Regions from separate parts of the Homo sapiens genome. Here region 1 is linked to region 2. The links are chromatin loops, found by intact Hi-C in ENCODE. Cell type or tissue: mammary epithelial cell. All regions are shown on one strand.

Region 1 (2,500 bases), 1.0 Mb before region 2:
GTCAGGAGTTCCAGACAAGCCTGGCCAAAATGGCGAAACCCCGTCTCTGCTAAAAATACAAGTTAGCGTGGTAGCTTGCGCCTGTTGTCCCAGCTACTCGGGAGGCTGAGGAAGGAAAATTGCTTGAACCCGGGAGGCGGAGGTTGCAGTGAGCCGAGATCGTGCCACTGCACTCCAGCCTGGGCGACAGATCGAGAATTCATCTCAAAAAATAAAATAAAATATAAATAAATAAAATATAAAAAATAAAATAAATGTAAAATAATAACTAAAATTGTTTTAAGTAATGCTAGATCTGGGACCGAATTCAGCAGAAAAGGCGAGCGAATGAGATTTTGCTACACTGAAGTTTCTGAGTATCTACAAAAGTCTTAATTATGAACTAATTTTTTTCTTACATTTCAACGTACTCCAAAAATACGTCAGAGGCCTTAAAGAAAATTTTATTTGTTTTTGTATGCAGTGGGGGCAGGCGGTCTTAAAAAGTAAAGTATGTATGAAAGTAGAAGGAACTCATAGTGACATAAATGTTTTAAATTCTTTGGAGAAATGTGTTTGATAAGGCAACATTGTTATAAAAGTAGAGGTCTTTGTTTCTCAGTTGGAAATTGGTCAAAACTTTTAAAAGGCTTCTTGAAATAGAATTGTTTCTTAGGAAATCTCATTTCTATGCTAAGACCAAGTCAACATAGGGGGGAATTCGACGCGATCTGAGGCGTAAGTCAAAGCAGATCATGAACTCTTGCAGCAAACCTGACCTACAAGCTTGCCCCCGACCAGCATAGACCACGAGCTGCAAGGGGTCTGAGACAGTAAGGCCTGAAGTTCACCGAACTCAGTTTCAAATACCTGTGGTCCCCCCAAGAAGGGAGACACGCTCTTCCTCTCGGGTGCTACAACTGGCGCTGGGGAACGGTGATGCTGGACCGAAAAGACAAGCGCAGCCAGGCAGGCCACCGCGGCCAGCTTCAAGCTGACCCGGTATCCCCGCGGCCGGACCGCCGGTCTCAGAGGGAGACACAGAGCGGACGAGTCACCGAGACAACGCGGAAAAAACCGCCCCGCACGCCGGAGGATAACGAGAGCTGCCGGGCTGACGTTACCTCCACCCACTGGGCCGCGACGTCCCCATCGGCTGGGCGAATTTGCAGCCGGGCGTGCAGGCACTGCTGTAGGAGCGCCCGGGCCTGAGGAATCCGGCTACCCTCAGCCATGGCTTAAGCCAGCGCCGCGGCCGGACAGTTACTAGGCCATGTGTCGCTGGCCCCTCCCTCGACGCGCTGGCGGGGCAGACGAGGCGGGGCACGACGAAGGGCCTGCGCCGATTGCCCAGTGGCCCCGCCCTTAGGAGGGCGGGGCCTCGGACTGACTCTCGAATGTCCCGGATGTGCGGTCTTGGAGGCCGGCGTAGCGCTAAGCTTCTCGGCAGCACCTGCCCAACTCTGTAGAAGGCGCTCAGTGTATACTTTTATTAAACGATTGAAAAGACTCGTTAAATCTCTTTCCTACAAACCTTTTAAGAAACATTTTTCACCTCAGAAAGCTTAGGTTCCAACTGTTGAAAAATTTTAAATCTGCTTGATTTAAATTCATGTTATGCCCATATGAAAGTAAGTAAACAAATAATCGAATCATAAAGCAAGCGGAGATGGAACTAAAAGCTATATATACATCCTTCAAAATTTTCCTTATTCCAATCAATAAAAACAATGCTGCCTCCTCTATCGGGAATGCCATAAATTATTCTGATTCCACAGTTGTGAAAAGGTATTGGTATGCTATACGAATACACATTCTTTAGAAGATATCCTTGTTAAAAATGTTCTTATCCAAGAAAGTATGATTGTTAATAACTTAGCCCGCTACTAATACAAAAATAAAACAGCTTATTCTGATGCATATGACGTAAATTCTGTGATGCATTTTCTGGAAGTACATATTAGAATGTAAATAAAACTAAACAAGGGCTTGATTTTCTTTCCCATGTAACGTATTCCTTAAACATGCATCAGATTAGCATTTATTTGTCTATGGGCTTGGATGGTTTAGATGAGGAATAATAGTGTTACCCTGATTGCATTACCCAGGTCATTGATTTGGGCTCAGTTGACACAATGTGCCTATACATTCGGATCTGTTGTTTAAAAAGATGACATCACTGACAGTGTTGCTATCCATACAAAGTAGTGTGACTGAAGAAAATAGTCCATGCATAATCAACAGTCCTTTGTACACAAAATCGAAGCTGCTTGTTTGCTGGTTATCTTGCAGCCAGGTTTACACTTTTAGTAAAAACAGAAAGCAAAATCTCACATGATCTCTGATTGTTGCATTGCAGGGATTCCAACAGTTGTTGACATTTGTCTGCAAAGCACAGACAAGTTGAATTGCTTCATGTCTGCACCTTTATGTCATTATAACTACTGAGTCTCTTTTCTCTCCGGCTCTCAGATTCAGATTTTACAGGCCTGAAAGAAACTTTGACATACAAACCATTAGC
Region 2 (2,500 bases):
AGAGTCTGATAAACTAAACCAGCAAAGGGAGCTGTCACAAGGCAGCCCTAGGATAGGAGCCCAGACAGCAGCATTCAGAATCTAGAAAAACTTGTGATTTTTCTACTGAAAATGATTAAGAGAAACACTGGCACCTTGAACACAGTAGGTACTCTGTTAATATTTACTGATGACATTAATGAAGAGAAAATTAAATGACATATTCAGAAGAGCTAGTTCTTGCCAAAAATATTTCCTACTCTGTGCCTTTTGAGTTGTGGGACTTAGTTTTCATCCCTGGATGACTTGCTTTCTATATCTGTGAAGTGAATAGACCAAAGTCCTGTGAGACAATGCCTTGCTCTTTCATGTAGTAAAGGTTAGCCCACCTCTGTAAGTATAGCAGAGAAACACTAGATTGGGAGCTTCTTGAGGGCAGGGACTTTGTTGATTCAAGTTTAGATCTCTGTCTTTAGACATCCTGTAATCACAGGATGTTGCAGGATGTTACCTTTCTTGCATAGATCAAGTGTTACAAAGAGCCTGGCAATTTACACATCTGTGCTACCATGACTTAAGACAAAAGCGCAAATCAGGATTTTTGTTTTTGTTATGTTTTATTGTCCTCCCTCCTCCCATCTTTGTCCCTCCATTCTTTCTCCCAGGTACTCCATATCCTTATGTTGTTTTCGTCTCATCAAAGCCCTGACAGAAACACAACCACTTCCAAAGACTTGCCATTCCTCAAATGTCCTGCGTTCTAATTGGACTTGCCCCCCTTTGCTCTAACAATCTTATTCCACCTTCATCAAAATTATTATTTCTAGGATACTGATTTTAGAGCATCTGTTTTAAGTGATTATTAATAATATATGAATAATAGGTAGGTTTAGTCCAAATTAATCTCTGCCTAGTGGAATGTGTGAAAAACTGTCCTAAACTCTACAGTAATGAATGCTATTGGAAGAGGTATTAACTAGGCATTCCACTAGAAAATTTGCTGATCCCTCGTCTGTTTTGTCATACCTCCCTGACTCATGGGGTGTACTGTGAGAACTGTTGCAACTCTGGGGAAGTGTTTTCCTGTCCTGCCACTAGACTTTGTGCCAGGAAATAATTTCTAGGCATTGCCTGGTAAAGTTCATCAACTTGCTTTGAAGAAGTCCTGTGAAAGCAATAGAGGGTTTTGTGTTGCTTTTCAACAGTCTCCAACGGAGGAGATTTTCACAACCTCCTTGGTATGCCAGTGTATAACAAACTATGATCACTAGCATTCCCCCAAGTAATTTAAGAAGAATTAAAAACAAGATAGGCACACAAAAGTTTATACATTTAAAAAAAGTTAGATTATTTGACATATTAAACTACCAGTAGATTCCTAGCGTTTCTTGGTAGTAGAAAACTTTTGAAAACATGTCCAATAATCTGTATAATAAAGTCAAGACAGTTTTGATCTTGATCTGTAAGAAAGTGTAATAATAACTAAATCATTATTTGAATGCTGACAAGAAAAGTACTTGCTGTACATTTACTGTTTACTTGTATTGTAGCACCACCTACTGTTGATAAAGAAACAAGCTTTTATAGCTTTCCCATTTTTCTTTGCCTCGCTAGTTAAAAGAATGTCTTTTTTTTTTTGAGATCTGATATTTTTAATGTCACAAATTTTTTTTTTTTATTATTATACTTGTCTTGGCTCGTCAGCCAGACATGCTGCTCGGAGATGTTTCTAAAGTTATGATACAGAGATTGCATTATGTCTGTTTCCAAAATGAAAGATTATGCCTTCAGTTACCTAAAGATCAGAACTGATGCTTGACATGCATATATGACATATTTTATCGCTTTTCAAATCAGATGTTTATCTTTTTATTTTCTAATAAAATAGGCTGTAGATGTTGGGAAATTACTGATTTGCTTTAAGTTCAGTTGCTCTTCCAATGAACAAATATTAAGTGGTAAAACATCAAGTCTTCTGAATATAATTACTAATATAAAATGATGTCATATTAGATCCAGGGTTAGCACTTACATACCATCACTCCCTTTCCTCCACCCTCAACAGAATCTTCATCACTAAAAAACCCACAAAACATCAACTAGGCTATTTGATATTTAGAGCTTTACTACTCAAAGTGTGGTCTGTGGACTGGACGCTTGGGCCACACCTGGGAACTGTTAGAAATGCAGGATTCTTGTCTCCCTGCATTTTAACAAGATCCCCAGGTGATTCAGATGCACATTAAGATTTGAGAAGCAATGTTTCAGGCATTTCTTGTATCCCACCCTACCCATCCCTGCCAGAAGACTGAACAGCAGTCAAACCAAGAGTAAGGTCTTTCATTACAAGTTTGAATTTACAGTATCTTATTCTCATAAAAAGTTAGATGATATTCTCTGACTCATGGCTTATTGAATGTAAATTGTATCACTGCTGTCGTTAGGGCTCACATCAGCAACTGAACAAAGAAGGCACAGTCCTTTCCCACTGGATCTGTCAGCTTCATCTCTGGGGAAAGTA

Evidence for each region. A loop is a pair of places that touch in the nucleus more often than their neighbours do. Peaks named below come from ENCODE experiments on the same cell type or tissue, not always from the same donor. Only the 100,000 strongest peaks of a DNase experiment are listed, where the experiment ranks them.
Region 1: a loop joins it to region 2, with 5 times the contacts of the local background. A loop is called at or near these places in 4 of 110 quality-filtered maps.

The regions. Positions count from the first base shown.
Region 1 is chr14:31,456,180-31,458,679 of GRCh38, forward strand. DTD2 (D-aminoacyl-tRNA deacylase 2) reads right to left here and starts at 1,327. Exons shown (of 3, transcript NM_080664.3): 1 at 1,104-1,327. The coding sequence starts at 1,214. RefSeq lists enhancers at 346-931, 932-1,517, 962-1,171, 1,312-1,491. In mammary epithelial cell, no CTCF peak of the experiment used is centred here; a DNase peak (open chromatin) is centred at 1,312; H3K4me3 peaks cover 1,154 bases; H3K27ac peaks cover 1,053 bases.
Region 2 is chr14:32,468,070-32,470,569 of GRCh38, forward strand. All of the region lies in intron 2 of AKAP6 (A-kinase anchoring protein 6), which reads left to right. Among named protein-coding and RNA genes, the nearest start is that of AKAP6, 140 kb to the left of the region's middle. In mammary epithelial cell, a CTCF peak has its summit at 1,541 (motif pointing left); DNase peaks (open chromatin) are centred at 1,032 and 2,392; H3K27ac peaks cover 2,242 bases.